2 separate regions of the Homo sapiens genome follow, and region 1 is linked to region 2. Evidence: chromatin contacts called from ENCODE Hi-C data. All regions are on one chromosome and are shown on one strand. Each heading gives the region's core, a stretch centred on a gene start or an enhancer-like site at or near the end of the contact. The rest is flanking DNA. Distances are from core to core; before and after follow the strand shown.

What was found. Hi-C counts contacts between places; a loop is a spot of excess contacts on that map.
Region 1: a loop to region 2 is called in a map of gastrocnemius medialis, with 2.0 times the contacts of the local background. The contact joins the promoter of LINC02266 here to the enhancer-like site in region 2. A Hi-C loop is called at or near these places in 1 of 168 maps with a recorded cell type or tissue (gastrocnemius medialis) and 1 of 37 single-sample maps with no recorded cell type.

What each region holds. Positions count from the first base shown.
Region 1 is chr4:145,337,560-145,342,268 of GRCh38, reverse strand. It overlaps LINC02266 (long intergenic non-protein coding RNA 2266), which reads left to right and starts at 1,850. Exons shown (of 4, transcript NR_147156.1): 1 at 1,850-1,908; 2 at 3,185-3,304.
Region 2 is chr4:145,276,795-145,281,469 of GRCh38, reverse strand. No RefSeq gene overlaps it. Among named protein-coding and RNA genes, the nearest start is that of LINC02266, 61 kb to the left of the region's middle. Within about 2 kb of position 2,254, at least 4 of the 41 ENCODE cell types and tissues checked have a DNase peak (open chromatin) inside an H3K27ac peak, as active enhancers do.

The DNA of each region.
Region 1 (4,709 bases), core at 601-3,100, 61 kb before region 2:
ACAACACAATAATCCATTCCAAATTCTTTCATCATATTACTGTTGACTATACATCACAAAATTAATGTCAAAATGAGGATTTCATGGTTTACAGAGAAAGTATTTTGATGACATATGTTTGGATCACTCTATATTAGCAACTTTATTCTCCAATGACATTGGTCAAATAGACTTTAAGATATTCAATTGTAAATTATAATTTTTTCAAATGTAATTTGGTCACACCTGACTTGGATGTCTCTAATATTTTCAGAAGATAGGAGAAATTATGATATTGTAAAGTCTGAATAAACACAGTAAAATATTATAGCCAAATATGGTATTCAAAATTAATCTGACATATACACATGTAGGTACGATTGGATGTAAGCAACTGACATAAATGTATAATATCAAAATTGGGTTATATGTTTATAGCTACAGTGTGTTTTGAAAATTAAATTTGCATGCACTGGGTCCCCCATCAAATAAGATAGACATAATGGTAGTTAAATCAAAGTAGATAACAATAACTTCCAAAGTTAATTAATTTACTTCTAGTAGGCAGCCTGTACATTGGGGAAAACTGGTTCTGTGTTTTAGATTAGAAACCTCCTTTGAGACGCAGTCATCTTTGTGGGGTCAATGTTCTTTCTCATCCCTCTTTGTGCTTGGCTCCAACTGACAAGCATGTGTGAGAATCTGGTTCTGTCACTCAAAATGCCATTCCCTCACTTGGTATGTGGTATGCTCTAGTGCATTCTCCTTCCTCTTTTTTTTTGCTTTGGTAGGGGGTGCTTCACTCCCATGCACAGATCTTCTCCTTATTCCAGTCTTATCACCCATATTTCAATGCCTTGCTGAAATCTACCCTCTATTTTCCAGAACCTTCCTTGCCCACCATGTCCCTTCCTTCTGTTTACTCCCAGAATACTCACTGTCTGTAGCACTGACTTTGAAACTTATTCAAAAACTACCAGAATTATTATTAAATAATTCAGTTGTTGTGTACATGTATATAAGAAACAAATCTTACATTTAGGAATGGTTTTGAGCATGTATATAGAAAGTTATTCCGTAAATGCTTATGAATTAGAAATGTTTTGGAAGTAATCTTTCTTGTTTACCTCACCTATTGGACTAAAGTTATAATGAATTTTATTTTAAATTAGTTTGTGTTCTATAGATCTTCTATTCGTTTTTGGCAAATGAGAGGTTCTTGAGGCCAAGGAATAAGAACTTCCTGTGACTGTTTCCTATGGGCAGATTTTAGATTTCCCCCAAAATACGTATTTTTTATAAGTGGTCACTCTTTTGAGTTGGGGGTGTGAAGTCTGTGTAGCATATCTGTCAGAAGAAATAATGCAAAATTTCCTCATATGAGAAGGAAAACGGATTTATCTTTGTAAGACTCTTAAGAAGCTAATTAATTCTTATAAATAGTATTTTTGTTGTCATATCATGATTATCATTAGCCATCCTCATCCTTATTTAACATTTACTGACCACTTATTATGTTCCAGACACTTGAGTGAAAGAAGTGTTGTAGAAAAAAGCAAAAACCAGGTTCTTGTCACATGACCAGGAAGAGTTAGGCATGCAGACACTTTGAAGGGTGAGGAAAAATGGAAATTAGTGGGCAAAAAGTAAAAGGAAAAATAATTCTCCACAAAGCAAGAGAGAGTCCTGTTAGCAGATTTCCTGCCTCACAGATTGAATCCCAGGTTCCCACCTAGGAACAGGAGAGCCCAGGCTCCTCCCCGCTGCAATGGGCTAGAACTTCCTGTGGCTCCACCCCATCCTCCCAGTGCGCATGCTTGTCGGAGATTCTCAGGCGACCTTCCCTCTTATCTTCCTCTTGCATTTATCAGAAGTGCTGAACCCTTGACGTGCCTTATCTTATTTGCTCCTCACAACAAATCTTATGAGGTAGGTATTATTATCCCCATTTTCAAATGTGGAAACAGGCTCAGAAGGTTTCAGTAATTTGCTCAAGTTGCACAACTAGTAATTGGCAGTGTCGGGTCTGCTTGGCTCTAGAGCCTGAGCTCTTAAATATTAGATCATTAGGTTAAAAGAAACTAGTGGATTATTTGAGGTTCTTTGATGGGAGAAATGCTGTATTACTAATCCCAGTGTTTTCGTACAATGTGCAAACCTGGCACATAATTTGTTGGATGAATGAAATCTTCCAATAAAATAAACTATTATTAAAATAAGCATTTTTTCCCTATCAATCATTAGAACCAGAAAAATACACTTTCTAAGACAATGTTTCCAGACTAGTCTGTTAGATTCCCTTCATCATGAGTACCTAGGGCTGCTTATTGAAAATACAGATTCCTGGGAATCACTTTCCCATACAATCTGTTTCAATTATCTGAGGTAAGGAACAGGGAGTTTGCATTATGAAACACACTAAGATTTAAGAATTACTGCTAAGAGTTAAGAAGCAGCCACTGTCATTTTGAAAATTATAGTTCTTTGTGAATTCAGATTTAGAGTCTGGTTATATATGGGATTACATTCATATCACTCAAAACAAAGGTTGAGGGGCAGTCAGGATCATGATCAGGCACCAGTTGACATTAGTAGTGATGGGAAACCCACTCCTCTGGGGGTCAGAGACATGGACACAGGAAAAGGCCCACGCAGCAGCTGGGCCATTTGCTCTGTTGTTTGTTTGTAAATTAACTAGACCAGCGGTGGGGTAAAATGCCCCCTTGTTCTTAACTGTGAGCTAAAGGGCATCCTCCAGCCAGAACTACTGTTAGGCTCAAAGGTTGGGTATGGGCAACAGGGAGGCCCAAAGACTCTTTCACCACAGAAGCCATTTGGTAGAAATCGAGAGTTTATGAAGAAAGGAAATGAAAGCAGTGTCCTGATATAATATTCTGAAGAAATATCAGAAAATGTGTATGCTCTGACCATCATGGTTCTAAAGGGAAATAAAGAGCCAGAGTGAAATATAAAAGCTGAAACAAGGGGCATGTGCCTTGTTCAAACATTTGTTTATTGTTGAGGTCATCAGTCAGGAGCAATACTGCTGATAATTCTACAAACAAGACAAGGGGACAGAGAAAGTACTTCTTACAGGTGTTGGAAAAAAATACAAATGTGAAAAAACAAAAGAGGAAAATCTGAGAGAGAGAACAAAGAAGAAATCTGGTTGCTTTGAGATTTCTTCTTTTTTTTTTTTTTGCAGATGCATCACTACCAGAAGTTGTCCAGAAAGAACTGTGACCGTATGTTTTAATTAAATAATTTTTCATCCAGTTTTTTTCTTTGCATATAAAGAAACAGAATCCTGACATCTGATTGAATTGTAAGCATCTTCCTGCATCCTGTATATCTGAGATAAAACTTCAAAGAATCAACTTAAGGTCACAAAGGATTACAAAGAAAAAATTTTAGAAAGGGGTCCCTAGATGCACTGAACGTATTTCTATTGAGACATTCCCCTTCCTAGGGGACTGAAAACATGCAGTTTACAGCTCTGGCTACAACCCTGAAGGTAAATATATGTTACTCTAGGGAGCAGTGAAGCATTTGGCAGAAGCCTGTTGGGTAAATGGCACTTCTTTAGGGCTGGAAGAGGTGCCAGCAGAGGCTACTGTCCCTGGAAATTTCCTTGTCCAGTACTCTAATATATGAGCATTCATCAGGTCCATTTGGAACTTGCTTAAAAATTTCTTGGCAAAAATTACGGTCGGTGGTGTCAACTGCTTTTACTTGTTATTTTATACCCTGAGGAGCAGCAGTTAGAACCACTGCTTAGAGGGACCAGGCTGAAAACACATTTAAGTGAAACAAGCCATGACCAAGAGTATTAGCAAATACTCCTAGGAAATTCTGTGGAAAAATGGAGAACAGGGGCTAGCTCTGAAATCCCAGCAAATCTATATTCATGACTCAGTTCAGCTTCCCCCATCTTCCTTTTCTGATATCTATGTGCAGTTATGACTGAAAAATAACACGATTGTGTTAAGAATCCTAAGGCATCTGCATCACACTGCAACCAGATCCAGACATTGTAAATTCCAAGATAGGCCAAATCAAGATTACATGCATTCCTAGATTTTCCTCTTCTTGTCTTCTTTCTGTCCCCACATTTTCACTTATCCTTTAAATCAGTGTATCAAGACCTAGTTATAAACATCTACCATATGCAGGTAGGCACCATATGGAGTCTCTGACCTCAGGGAAATTTAGAATGTACAAGGGAGGGCAAGAAATAAACAAGAGAAAAGCAATGTGGAATATATAACCCGAGAGATGGCTCCAGGTGATTAGCAAATGTGTTACTATGACTCCAGAGGAATTACAGATCAATGTGAAAGGAACTGCACTGCTCTCAAATTTATTGAACAAGAAGTGACTTGAAAAACCATGAAGAGGAAGTTAGACTTAGCTAGTTAGAAGGGACAAGAGAGAAGACAGTTTAGGTGATAAGTACAGAGTGAGCAGAGGAATGCCAGTAGGTCAAGCATTTATCCTCCCTTCCCTTCCTTCTCATTACCCCAAACTTAATTTCCAAAGATGAATGGAAAATAATTGGAAACTGTTGCGGGGGGCGGGGTGAGGGTGTAATGGCTGAATGGGGAAAACCAATTTTTTGTCCTTGTATTCTGGAAAGCCCTTTTGAGTCTGTGTTATTCACTCTAGATTCTGAACTATTAAGTGCTATACAGCTCTGGCCTGGGACTAGGCCAAGAAAAGCAGCAACTCCA
Region 2 (4,675 bases), core at 1,005-3,504:
AGCTACAGAAGCATCAGGTGATGGGAGTTTAGCCGTGTTTCCTTCTCAGAAGCGTGGAGGTGATGTCACCTCCACCAGTGTTGCCTGCCAGTGGCTGCTCAGTGCTCACCCGTGCCTAATATCTAACTACCCCTGCCCCAGAATATGCTTGGGCCGATTCATAGACTCAGTGTGAGTCTCACTGCGTGTCAGCCCTAATGATGGCTGTGCAGTTCCCCAAACTCACGAGGCATGTCCCGGTGTTAGGGCCTTTGTACTGCTGCTTCTCTGCCTGGAGAGTTTACTCTCCACAAATCTCCATGGCAGCGTCACTCACTTCATCCACTCAGACACAGCAGCTTTCTCCCACCATTCTATCTAAAACAGGATCCTAGCCATCCTTTATCTTCTTCCCTGCTTCATCTTTCCCATAGAACTTACTGCTGCCTGATACTATATTATAAACTTACTATCTGTCTCCCTACTAGGAGTCCCAAGGTCAAGGACTTTGTTTAGTTCACCAGTGAATCCCCTGCACCTGGAACAGTGGCTCTCACATAGTGTACAGGATCAGTGAGTGACAGTGATAACCCTGGAAGCAACTGTATAGGTAGGTAGGTTAGAACATGGGCTTTGGAGAGGGCAGACCCAGGTTCAAGTTATGACTCTTCTCTCTGCAAGCTATAGAACTTCACCAAGGCATTTAACCTGTCTCAGGGGATTACCGTACAGAGAGTAAATGAGGTAATATATGAGAGTCATTTGGCAGGATTAACGTCATTGTTTTCTCATTGTTCCAGCCCTCTTATTTTATAGATAAGGAACCAGAGGTTGATTGAGGCAGAGGGACTTAGGCAACATCTCTAATCTTGAGGATACCATTTGCAGGGAAGGAAGCAAATCTCCCATTCTCTTATGATGGTATCCTTAACAGTTATCGAAACCCTTAAAAATACACATTCACTTTGACCCAACAATTTTATTTCTGCAAATTTATCCTAAGCAAATAATCACCTATGTGTGCAAAGATTTAGCTACACAGACTTTTATCACAGCCTTGGTTATAATAGCAAGAAATTAGAGTCCAAGACAGAGCAGATTTGATAAATTATGGTACAGTCACATGATATCCCATTATATGACCATTCAGAATAAAATATAGAAGAATAGCTAATAACATGAGAAAATGCTTACATAGACTCAAATAAAAAAAACTAACATAGGTCAAGAGGTCTGCATGGTTAGAAGCAGGGTGCATTGTATTTTATTTGTGCTTCTCTGAATTTCTTGTGTCTTCTTCAATAAATAGGTATTATTTTCATAACTGGTCTTTTAAATAAAAATTATTATAGCTTGTTAATGTCTTCACAATAAAGTGTTAATACATTTTATGAAGAGAACAATCAGAGGAGCCTAAACTTTAGGGAGTGTTCCTCATGCTGATGGAATGAAATTCTTATCTTCTTTTCTAAATGTCATGATTTTCAGGGAGCAATTCTCCTACAGGTTTTGACAAACAGCAGATTCCAGAGTATTTGGGCTTCCTGACCATTAGGACCGATTGTGCTTGTGTCTGAACATCTACATTACTCTGTATTAGCACATTTAACTGATGACCTTAGCTAGGCTGCATTTTTTAAAACCAAATTGACTTACAGCATTACTCATTAGATTTAAGTACTAGGATGATTCATCATTTACAGTAAATCTATTAGAGAGATTACACTGCAAAATCCACCATTGTCCATGTGGCAGGCCTGCCTGGAAATTAAGAATGGGAAGGGAAATTGAAGGAGAGAGATTCCTATCCGTGATTTGAAATTTAAACTTAGATAGCTATGGCAAGCATCCGAGCCTCAGCCAAAGCGGACCAAGGCTTCTGTCACATGTCTCAGATATTCCACTCTAATAATAGCCTAAGATCTCTTTTGGAATAGGTTGGTGCCTTGTTTCATAAGGAAAAGGCTTGCATGTTAAAATACTTTAAGGAGTATTTCCTTACCCCTTAAAAAGATATTTGCAATATAACTGGGCTGCACATGTGATACATGTAACAATAGTTGAGTCTCTACTGGTTAAATATAACCCCAAACCAATAGCGTGTTCAGCTGGGGGCCCATGCTCACCAGATGTTATTCCACTAATAGTGAGTGAGCTCATCCTTGATGTGGAAGGTTATTCATTTGGGAGAGAATAATGAACGTGAGACAATCATTACATCACCTTTTCCTGTACATTATTCTCCCCTGCAGCTAAGAAGGAAAACATGCTGCCGGGTTAGCTGTCAGCTAACTCATGTTCTTGCTTTCTTAGATCTACATAAAGTGAATCACAGGGTAACTCTCGTCCAAATTAATTTTTAATGTAGTATCTAATAGTTTATTAGGAGAGTTAGACTTTGGGACGGTCTCTGTCTCAGACCAGAGCAGCATGGCTTTTTGAGGTGTGATTATCAGTACTTTACTCCTAGAGGCACTATCCTCTCCTCACTCCTTTGCGGGGGTTATCTCATTGTCCACAGTTGACCATCTGGGAGGCAGAGATGGCTGTTTCTAGAAACATGAAGACTTCTGAATAATAGAGTAAATGTTTAAAATAGTGCTCATGAGATCATGTCTTTTTTTGTTTGAATGACTCATTTGGGCTACCTATCAAACCACAAGTTCAAATTCAGAATAAATTAGGTTATAGATAATATAGCAAAAGGGAGCAAAACATATACACACACATATACATATATATACACACACATATATATACATATGTGTGTGTATATATATATATATTTTATGAAAGACAAAAACAATCTTTCTGAGAGAAACTGGGTTTTTTAGAAAGCACATATGTATCAGTTAAGAACCTTAACTCACCACTGAATTTTAATGCAGCCTTCCTTTAAACACAGTAACAACTCAGCAACTGGCAATCTTACTAAATGTCTTTAAAAGGCTTTAACTTTATGCCAAGGGCTTAAACTTTGTTTCTGTCATGTCTTATTCATGTTTATAGAACATGATCACAAAGGAAAGTGAAGCACTAATAATAACCACCCTGATGAGTCTGTCTTGGGCAGCAGCACCATCCCCTCACTTTCCCTTATACCTTCTTGGGCTACCTAAAAGTATACATTTTGACAACTAAGTGTCATCTCAGGAAGAAAATGTGGTGGCTGGGGAAACACTTGGCCAGTTATAAATCCTTCCATACTTTAAATTTTGATTCTATTCTTTCCATATTTGTCCCTGCCCCATATCTGCCACCTCCTGTGGCACCCTTTGCACAAAGAGCACTGAAATGAAGATCAGGACACCTGAGAGTAGCCCCCAACTCTATCACTTTCTTTCTCTTCACTGCCTTCCAGGCGTCAGAGTCTTCATTTGTAAAATGAGAATAAGAATATCACAGGTGGCAAAAAACTGCATAGCACATACATGTTTAATAAATTTAAATCATTTGGGACATGAGAGTGTACCCAGGGGTGCATTTTGTGACTTCTATGGGCCCTAGACACTTTTGCCTTCATGGACCCCTTCCTCATAAAAATATATTAAACATTATCTTATGACTGTGTTGGTATAATGATAAACACACTAATATCATATATCGAAACTTTTTCTTGGCTGGGCGCGGTGGCTCACACCTGTAATTCCAGCACTTTGGGAGGCCGAGGTGGGTGGATCACCAGGTCTGGAGTTTGAGACCAGCCTGGCCAACATAGTGAAAGCCCAAAGTTAGCCGGGCATGGTGGTGCACGCCTATAGTCTCAGCTACTCGGGAGGCTGAGGCAGGAGAATTGCTTGAACCTGGGAGGCAGAGGTTGTGGTGAGCCGAGATCATGCCACTGCACTCCAGCCTGGGCAACAGAGCGAGACTCTGTCTCAAAAAACAAACAAACAAACAAACAAACAAAAAACAACCTTTTTTCTTGACCTAAAGGCTCATTTATTTTTCTTCTGATGTTAAAGAAATTAAAACACTTTTCTAGCCCCTCAGCACTGTGCCCGATAGTAAGTCAGCCCTGTCTGCATCACAGAATCCCCGCTGGTGGATCATACTTTGCTCTTTTTTCTCCCTCTTGGATGGCTTTTGTGGATGCTGTTCCTTTCCTTCTCTTCTCCTCATTTCTTGCTGATTTTTTCAATGAGTATACATTATCTCTTCCACCTCTCTCCAACGTCTCTTGGGTTCTCCAACTCTGGTGAGTCAAAGCTCACTTACAAACAGACACATAGTTCAAAGAATAAAAAGGATCAAAAACTGTTCTAGGAGAGTGGAGAACTGATTCCAATTCAGTTCAGGCTGCTATCCTCCACCATCCCTGGAGACCCTTCTAAGCTGATCAGAAACACCTCTAAGTAGAGAGGTTTATATGCAGAGGTTTCTGGAATGGTGTGCAACAAATTTTAAGAATAGTTTGTATTAGGTAGTGGGCCTTGGGTGTATTTTCCCTTTCTTCTTGGTAATTTCTGTATTTCTTACACCTTTTAAATGAGCATTATTTTTAATAGGAATGGTAGAAATATTGAAATCCAACTTTAATAAGGATTGACTATTATACTTTGCTTCAGTAATTAAAAAGGGGGAGTTACTATCTTGGGATACTTTAAGTTGAATAGTTTTCTCAGCGGGTGGCCGGGTGCGTGCGCGCACACACACACACACACACACACACACACACACACACACGGTGGCTGTG